Regions from separate parts of the Homo sapiens genome. Here region 2 is linked to region 1. A link is an interaction called in ENCODE POLR2A ChIA-PET data of the cell type or tissue named here. Cell type or tissue: PC-3. All regions are shown on one strand.

Region 1 (5,000 bases):
CCATTAAGCCATAAGTTTTCATTCTCCTGTCCCCCAGCCCTTAGTAACCTTTAATCTACTTTCTGTCTCTATGAATTTGCCTATTCTAGATATTTCATTTAAGTGACATAATATATTTGCCTTTTAATGCCTGTCTTACTTTACTTAGCATGTTTTCAAGATTTATCCACATTATAGCACGTATCAGACCTTAACTTCATTTTAAAGCTGCTTAACATACTGGTGTGTGTGTGTGTGTGTGTGTGTGTGTGTGTGTGTGTGTGTCTGTATATATATATCACATTTTGTTTATCTGTTCATCTCTTGATGGACATTTGGATAATTTCCACCTTTTGGCTACTGCGAATAATGCTGTCATGAACATCATTGTACAGATATCTGTTTGAATCTCTTCTTTTGATTCTCTTGGGTACATAGGAATGGAATTGCTGGGATATGTTGGTAAATCTATGTTTAGCTTTTTGAGGAACTACCCAACTGTTTTACAAAGCAGCAGTAACATTTTATATCCCCTCTAGCAATGAATGAGGGTTCCAGTTTCTCCACATCCTCTTCATCACTTGTTATTTTCTGTTTTATTTAATTAATTTAAAAAATTCAGCTATTGTAGAGGTTGTGAAGTGGTATCTCATTGTGGTTTTGGTTTTCATTTCCTTAATGATTAGTGATGTTGAGTATCTTTTCATATGTGTTTTGGCCATTTTTATATATCTTCATATATATATTATTTTACTTTTAAGTTCTGGGATACATGTGCAGAACATGCAGGTTTGTTACATAGGTATACATGTGCCATGGTGGTTTGCTACACCTATCAACCTGTCATCTGTGTTTTAAGCCCCGCGTGCATTAGTTATTTATCTAATGCTTTCCCTCCTCTTGGCCCCCACCCCAACAGGCCCCAGTGTGTGATGTGCCCCTCCCTGTGTCCATGTATGTTCTCATTGTTCATCTCCCACTTATGAGTGAGAACATGTGGTATTTGGTTTTCTGTTCCTGTGTTAGTTTGTTGAGAATGATGGTTTCCAGCTTCATCCATGTCCCTGCAAAGGACATGAACTCATTCTTTTTTCATTTTTATTTATCTTCTTTGGAGAAATGTTTATTAAAACTTTTGCCCATTTTTGAATTGGGGTTTTTTGTTGTTGACTTGTAGGAGTTCTTTGTATATTCTGGTATTAATTCCTTAGTAGATACATGATTTGCAAATACTTTTCCCATTCTATGGGTTGTCTTTTCTCTCTCTCCATATGAATTTTAGGATGAGTTTTTCTATTTCTGTAATGCCATTGTAATTTTGATAGGGATTGCTTTGAATCTGTGGATTGCTTTGGGTAACATTGTCATATTAACAATATTAAGTCTTCTTCCAATCTAGAATACTGGATGTCTTTTCATTTATTTAAGTCTTCTTTAATTTTTATCAGCAATATTCTGTAGTTTCCAATGTACAAGTCTTTCACCTCATTGGTTAAATTTATCTTTAAGTACTTTATTCTTTTGGATGCTGTTGCAAATGGAATTTTATTATTATTAATTCTTTTATTACTGCTTTTTAAGAGACAGGATCTTGCTGTTTTGCCCAGGCAGGAGTGCAGTGGTATGATCATGACTCATTGCAGCCTCGAATACCTGGGCTCAAGTTATCCTCCTGCCTTAGCCTCCTGTGTAGCTAAGGACTACAGGCATATGCCACCACGTTCAGCTAATTTTTTTCTCTTTCTCTTCTCTGTTGTGTCAATTCCAGATAGAAATCCTCTCTCTCTTTCCTTTCCTTACAAAACACAAATACAGAAATCCCTAGTGGACTTGACTAAGCAGTGTGGAATACCCGTTTTCGAAGCTAGTTAGAGCTAAATGCATACTTTTAGATCAGAGCAAACTGTATGACCTATCTGTTTCACTCCCCTAATGCTCAAATATGTATCTTTGATCTTATCACACTCTGGCTCCATGGAAGGAAGAGAGAAGACAGCTACACCCATGTATTATGATCCTTTAATCATATCAGTTCCTTTTTGTGTTAGAATAAAGAGGGACCTGAGGAGAGGAAAGGAGACACGTTTAAACTTCTCTTAGAGGCAGCAGAATATGTAATTGCTCTAATCATTAAACATTTTTAATTTACCAGTTAAAATTATTAATAAGATTACATCTAAATTCCTTTAATGAAATTCAAAGCCTTTTCCATTTTCTAGCTCTTATTTCTTTGCATTTCTTCTCACAATTCTTTACCATGGATTATTTACCATTAACACCCCAAATTCACTTCCTCGCCTCTCTTCATTTGCTTATATTGTTCCCTCTTGCCTGGAATATCTACATTGTCAAACCCAGGCAAAGCAGCAAGATTCTATTTAGTCCTCAAGGTTCAATTTATCTGTTATCTCCTTTGTGTGAAGCATTAGTATCCACATAATTAGTGTTCTATTCTCACTAATTCTGAAGCACTTAAAACTTTATCACATTATTAAATTTTGTGTCTGCATATATGCATACTTGTCTTTCTTGAATGAAGACTAAGAGTTTCTTGAAGGAAAGTATCATATCATAATCAAATTTTTAAAAACTCCAGTCATTGCCACCATGCTTTGTATACTGTAGACGTTTGCTAACGCATTTTAAAGGAACAAATGAATGAGCGTGAAAGAAACATGAGTTTACTTGGTGGGAATTGCTGAAGAGCTCTCTGGTGCCATGAAATCTGCTTTTATTTTTTATATCTTTGTGTTAAAATATATATTTAATGCTGATAGAATGTTAAAACTGGTCTCATTTTTACATCCCCCTTGCTTTGCATTCTTTTATATGTTATTTGGAGTTTAAACATACATTTCTCACCAAAAATGTAATTCATATGTAAGAAATAAAAGAAAATATATTGTTTTCTTAGGGAAATTAAATCTGTTTATTCTCATATAGTTTGGGATTTTTAAATATTTTGACAATTCTTAAATCATAATTTGAATTTTTGTGTAACTAAGAAACACCATTATTTATATCTAATTTGCATCACATTTTATTAAGAAAATAATTGATATTGCTCTTTCATTTCAGCTAAACCATTTACTTCTAAAGTGAAACAAATGCGATTACATAGAGAAGACTTTGAAATATTAAAGGTGATTGGTCGAGGAGCTTTTGGGGAGGTAAGAGATTAAGATTTGATAGAAGGTCTGCTAATTATTTTGGAAGCTGTTGAACACAATTGTGAGAGAATTTAACAAGTATTGTTACTTGTTACTTGTTAAACAATATTTGTTAAGTTGTGATTGATGTGATTGATTGTGCTGTTGTGATTGATATAATAGCTCAGAAAATAAAGTGTTGAATGAAATATTTCTACTGGGAATTTTTTCTAAGATCATGTTTTCACATGTACTTCATATGTCAATGTAAATATGAGTGTGTTTCTAGACTCTTCTTTTGTTCTGTTGGTCTGTCTTATTCTAGTTTATAAGGAATCTTGATACCTGGTAGTGTATATACTCTGACTTCCTTTTTCTCCCCCTCTCCCATCTCTCCTCCCCTGATATTTTCATAGTATTTTATTTTATGTATGAATGTATGTATGTATGTATGTATGTATGTATGTATGTATGTATTTATTTATTTTTGAGATGGAGTTTCCCTCTGTTGCCCAGGCTGGAGCGCAGTGGCATGATCTTGGCTCACTACAACCTCCACCTCCCGGATTCAAGTGATTCTCCTGCTTCAGCCTCCCGAGTAGCTGGGATTACAGGCGTCCGCCATCAGGCCCAGCTAATTTTTGTATTTTTAGTCAAGTTGGGTTTTTGCCGTGTTGGTCAGGCGGGTCTCAAATTCCTGACCTCAAGTGATCTGCCCACCTTGTCCTCCTAAAGGATATTTTCATAGTATTTTAGAATCAGTTTTTCAATTTCGACTCACTTGTAAAGATACACATGCACGCGCACGCGCGCGCGCTCTCTCTCGCTCTCTCTCTCGCTCTCTTTCTCTCTCTCCCTCCTCTCTCTCTCCTCTCTCTTCTCTTGTCTCCTCTCTCTCTCTCTTTTTTCCAGGAATTTGGGTAAAGTTTGTATTGAAACTGGAGATCAGTTTGCAGACAATTGGCATTTTAACAATACTACTGAGTCACCTAATCCATAGACGTGGTATATTCTTCCATTTATTTAGGGCTTTATAAATTTATCTCAATACCGTTTTGTAGTGTTCATTCAGTATAGAAGACCTCCACATCTTTCAGCAGATTTATTCCTGGATATGTGATAGTCTTGATATTATTTTAATTAGAATTGTTTGTGAAATTTCATTTCTTAATTGTTTTCTTGGTAGTAGTTAGAAGTAGAATTTAATTTTATTGATCTTATACCTTGTTATACTTTTCAAATAGGAATTTTGTTGAATTTTATTAATACTTTATCTGCATCTTTTGGGACACTCATGGTTTTTCTCCTTTACTTTGTTAATGTGTTGAATTATGCTGTTATATTTTCAGATGTTAAACAATCTTTGCATTCCTAAAATAAGCCCAACTGACTTGTGATATGTTACCCCCTTTATATGTACCAACGGACTTCATGTGCTTTTTGTGTGTTGATAGGATCTTTGCACCTGTGTTCTTCAGATAAATTGGCCTGTAATTTTCCTACTTCGAATGTTCTGATCAGATTTTGGTATCTTGGTTATACTGGTCTTACAAGAAGAGGGAAATGTTCCCTCCTTTAGTATTCTCCAGAAGAGTTAGTGAAGATTGTTATTATTTTTTTCCTGATATGCTTACAAGATTTAACTGGTGAAGCCTCTGAGACCAGAGGTTGCTAGTGAAAAAGTTTTAAATAATGTTTAATTTCTTTAATGGAAATAAAATGACTTGTTCTGTGTATGTATTAGTTTTGCTAGGTTTATCCATTTCATCTAATTTTTAAAACTTGTTACTGTATTGATCATTTCTCTCTCTTTTTATTTTTCTTGCTAGGGGTTTATCAGTTTATTATCTTTTCCATGAATTAACTTTTGGC
Region 2 (5,000 bases), 730 kb after region 1:
ACAGCATAATGGCGTTTCAGTCAACAACATACCACACAGAGTAGTACACTGGTCCCTTAAGATTACAATGCCATATTTTTACTGTACCTTTTCTATGTTTAGGTATGTTTAAGTACAAAAATACTTGCCATCATGTTACAATTACCTACAGTATTCAGTACAGTAACATGCTGTACAGGTTAGTAGCCTAGGGGCAATAGGCTATATGCCATATAGCCTAGGTGGCAAACTCAGTGATGTTTGCACAAGGACAAAATCACCCAATGGCACATCTCTCAGAACATAATCCCTGTCATTAAGCAACACTTAACTGTAAACCATTTTTATGATTCACTAGTCATGGACCCCTAACATGTCTCTCCCGGTCACTTCTTTGGAATAAGGCAGAAGCCCCCCAAAGACGATGCAGAGTCCCCTTTGGGGACTTCTTTGATCCAATTATGTCTATCTTGTCTGACAGCTGGGAGAAAATTTGTGTTAGGATAGGACAGAAAACTGAGTTGCTATGAGCAGGTCTGGACTGGAAGAGCTGTGCATGGTAGGGGCAGGTGGCAGGGGTCGCAGGGTGTGGGTCCTCACAAGTGAAGGAAGGGATTAGGGTACTGGGTCCTGAGGTCTCCAAAAGAGGAGTGTGGGAGACGCCCCCCAGGATTCCCGTCCCCTGGCTGTTCACACCCTGTATATCCCCCTCCCCTTGAGCTTAGGTGGGACCTGAGACTTGCTTCTAGCCAATGGACTATGGGAAAAATGAAGGGACTTTCAGAGGTAATTGAGGTCCCAGATTGGTTGATTTTGAGTTCATCTAAAGGGAGATTGTCCTGGGTGCGCCCGACTTAATCAGGCAGGCAGCCCTTAAAGAGAAGGGCCTCCTGAGGGCAGAGACTGTCAGTGATATTATAATACCATATTTTTACTGTACCTTTTCTATGTTTAAGTACAAAAATACCATACTGCCTCATCTCCTGAGGGCAGAAGAAATCAGTGGCCAGGCCTTTGTGGCAGGAAGCTGGCAGCCTAGGACCTGAGGGCAAGCCTCCAGTCAAAGCCAGTAAACAGGGGGACACTCCCCGACCCCATCCCTTGGTACAGTTGCAAGGAAGTGAATGCTGCCAACAGTCTGAGTGAATCTGGGAGTGGATTCTTCCCCAGGTGAGCCTCCAGAGGGGAATACAGCCCAGGGGACTCTGAGCAAGGGATGCAGTGAAGCCGTACAGTCTCTTGACCCAAAAACTGCCATAGAATAATGGGTGTCTTTTCAAGTTGCTAAACTTGTGGCAATCTCTTACAAAGCAATAGAAGACTAATATACGTGTTGAGGGGAGGGTGTCCTGGAACAGGAGGTGGGAGGTGCCGAAGACAGGCTCCAGTTATGGTACACTGGTCTGCTTCTCACTCCAGGAGGCACTGGTTTTGTCCAAAAGATTCCATCCTGACCACCTTGCTGGCCCCACTCTGTTTTTGTCTGGAGGTGGAAAGGGGTCGTGTTTTGGACCTGAAGCCCTAAGAATGCTTGCCTGAAGCTGAGATGGGAGGGTATCCTCCTTCAGCACACCACCAGGATGCCTCACCCTGAGGACGTGCCAGGCGCTCTGGAGCAAAAGGATCCGGGCTCCCAGGCTTGTCCAGAGAGGGTGCTGCCGGGAGTGTAGGGCGAGCTCCAAATCTAGGGGAGCTCTAGATCTTCCAGTCAGACCTGGAGCTGGACTGGTGCCCTCACATTCCCGCAGTGCCCCCAGGAGTGGTCGTCCCAGCGTCCCTGGCTCTGGCTCTGTCATCTGTGGGTGTCTTAGTGCCTTTAGATAGACTGGGGCCACCCCCAGGTAAGAAGGGCCAAGCCCCCTGAAACTGTACCCTGAGACCGCACCTCGGTGCAGGAGCTGACTCTGGCCCCGGCCCCAGCCCTGCCCCACCCTGAGCACCTCCACTGCCCTCCCTCAATAACAAAGGCCTGGAGGGCTGCCTCCCTACCCCCGTCCTCCACCGCTACGCAGGGTCCCCCCTGCAGCAGGGCACTTCGGCTGACTTAATGTCTCTCATGGATAAAATCGCTCTGAGTAGTTTTAAAGCTTTCAATTTTAGCCCTGGAAGCTTTTCCTTAAACAAAAATCTCACAAGAAAACTCAGTCTGCAAGAACGAAAGTGGAGCTGCTCTGATGGAGTGCAAGGTCAGTGGCTTCTCCCCAGACAGCCTCCCTTACCCTCCCCCGCCCCTGCCTCCTCTTTCCCTGGCAGCCCCTGAAGGGCTGTGTGGAGCTGAAGTACTTGTGGGAAGCGTGTTTGGACGGTGCTGACCAGGACCCAGTCACCTTTTCCTGTTTGTTTCCCTCACGGCTGGTTGGGCCAGGAAGTCCCGCCCTCTCAACCCCAGTGCAGCTGTCAATCAACGAGAGCACAAAGAATGTTCCCAATCCGCAGACAGAGTCCCTTCCACAGCTGGGATCTTCTCCACCTGGAGGACTACGTTCTTCGCCCCACCTTGCAAGTGGCTTGACATGAATTTGTTATCTGTGAGACAAATGTTCTTGGCCTGCCTAGGAGAGCTTTAAATAGACTCCGAGTTAAAAGAAAGCTTATCCATTATTTAGTCCAGCTCTTAGCTCGGGCAAGAATTCCTTACACATTCCCACCAAGAGGCAATCTAGATTCTCTCTGAATACTCCCCACAATGGGTGGCTCACTGTCTCACAAAGCAGGTGTCTCACTGTTAGGCAGCTCCTATTAAAATCCAAACCTGCTACCTTGCAGCCCTCATCCACTGGCTCTGCCTCTGGAGCTCAAAGAATAAGTCATGAAGTCGTGGAACTTATACTAAAAGGAATGCAGCTCACCCCAGGCTAGTCTTCTCCTCTCCTGTTCCATTCTCCTTAGAGGGCACTTGTGTAGATTATTATATTGGTGGTCAAGGAAACATGTCACTTAGTATTTGTGGACTGTGTATTCCCCTCTCTCATTGACTCTTGGATCATCCTCATGACTTGCTTTGGCCAATGGGATATTAGCAGGCATGAAGCCTTGGAAGCACTTGCAAATTTGGGCTTGCCCCCTTAGGAAGTTCCTCCTTGGAAGCCAGCTGCCATTGCTGAAGGAAGCTCAAGTTTGGCTACTGAATGGTGCAAGGCCATGTGGAGAGAGGCCCTGGAAAAGGGTAGTCCATTTTTTCCTTATTTTTTTATGTTTAATGTTTGTGGGTACATAGTAGGTGTGTATATCTATGGGGTACATGAGATGTTTTGATACCGGCATGCAATGTGGAATAATCACACCATGGAAAATGGGGTATGAGGAGAGGCCATTTTGGATGTTCCAATCACAGGCAAGCTCCCAGCTGAAGGCAACCACAGGAGTGACCTAAGCAATACACAAGGAACAGAAGGGCTGCGCTGCTAAGCTCAGCCAAACCACAGGATCTTGAGAAATAATAAATTGTTGTTTTAAGCAACTAAATTTTGGAATGGGTTGGTAAACAGTGATAGAGAATTGAAAACTACTGATAGAGTTTTTCTAGGAGCACATTTCTAGGATAATACGGCCAAAATTTTTCATCTCAGATCAGCCATTTACAAAGAGTATAGACAACCTGCCTAAGCCAAGAGATAGCAAACATCTTTACTGGAGATACCGGGAGCTCGGCCACTTAGAATTAAATCAGAAGGAGTCAGTCGGAGATGGGAAGGAGTTAGGAGCCTTTGGCTTGAGCAAGTCAGAGAGCCCCGTTTGAATGACAAATTATATGGAACAGCTTGGCTTTCCTCACAAAATAAAATTATGCTTCAGTTCAAATTTCTTGCCACTTATAAATTACTTTTTATTTTATTGCCCTACAGACCACGTCCAGATCCGTTTGGACGCTATGCTGTTTTTTATATTCCATTCTCCAAAGCTGTGAAGGTACAAATCATGGGCCATCCCAGGTGGTTTGGGGAAGAGATGTTTTTTCTTTCAAAAACAAGGTTTGGGTACATATTTGTGGTAATGACATAGAAATGAAAACATAGCAAGATCAATTGGAGTTTATAATAGCATTCTGCACAGGGAGAAATAGTGTGACATGCTCCTGGATGAGGCTGCCCCAGCCTTCTCCCAGCATTCACTCCATAAGCCTTTATTGAGCACCTACAGTCCCTGCCTTCCAGGCACTCATGTTCAAGGGAGGAGACTGACAGGTGGAGCAGCAGGAGCAATACAGTGTGATAAGGAGGAAGTCTGGGACAAGGAAAGTACCTACAAGAGGCCTGTCTCCTAAAAGAAGCTCTATCTAGGCTGAGAGCAAAAGGGTCAATAGAGCAAGTTGAACAAAGAGAAGGGACATTCATTGATTGCAGAGATTACTAGCTTCTACCCAATATCTATCTATCTCTTTTTCCTGATGATTAGAACATCATTTTATCCTGCTAGGCAATATTTCTAGCTAAAGGGCTACATTTCCCAGACTCCCTTGTAGCTAGCAATGAATAATGGGATATAAATACAAGTTTACAGGGTTTCTTGGAAGGAGTTCTGACTCAACTAGGAGACACAACCAAGTTCCTCTATTTTTCTGCCTGGAATGTGGACTTGATGGCTGGAGTGCCAGCAGCTATTTTGTGTCATAAAGCAAACTTGAGATAGAAACCAACTATAAAGTATGGTAGAGCAGAAAGTTAAGAAGAGCTTGCATCCTGACAACTGTGAAGCTGCTATATCAGCCCTGGAGAGCCACCCTTCTGGCTTCTTTCACATGCCAAATAAATAAATGTCAGATTTAAACTACTTGTTTGTTTTGTTGTTGTTGTAATTTGCAGCTGAACCTAATCCTAACTGATATACCTGCATGTGCCAAGGCCCAGAGGTAAGAGAGCACATGACATATTCCTCAGTCTGCAAATGGTTCCGAGTGGATGGAGCTCAATAAACTGTGTGACAGAGGAGGGGGTGGTGAGTGGGACAAGAAAGGGAAGCAGAGGTGAGCCTGGAGTTCTTGGGCAATGGGGCATAGAGGGAAATCATAATTGCTAGCATTT

Evidence for each region. Peaks named below come from ENCODE experiments on the same cell type or tissue, not always from the same donor. Only the 100,000 strongest peaks of a DNase experiment are listed, where the experiment ranks them.
Region 2: POLR2A ChIA-PET joins it to region 1 with 12 read pairs; 2 of 35 experiments call an interaction of 5 or more read pairs at or near these places.

Annotation. Positions count from the first base shown.
Region 1 is chr1:227,252,213-227,257,212 of GRCh38, reverse strand. It overlaps CDC42BPA (CDC42 binding protein kinase alpha), which reads left to right. Exons shown (of 37, transcript NM_001394014.1): 2 at 3,058-3,149. Among named protein-coding and RNA genes, the nearest start is that of CDC42BPA, 64 kb to the left of the region's middle. In PC-3, no CTCF peak of the experiment used is centred here; no DNase peak of the experiment used is centred here.
Region 2 is chr1:226,524,310-226,529,309 of GRCh38, reverse strand. No RefSeq gene overlaps it. Among named protein-coding and RNA genes, the nearest start is that of STUM, 22 kb to the left of the region's middle. In PC-3, no CTCF peak of the experiment used is centred here; a DNase peak (open chromatin) is centred at 2,339; H3K4me3 peaks cover 352 bases.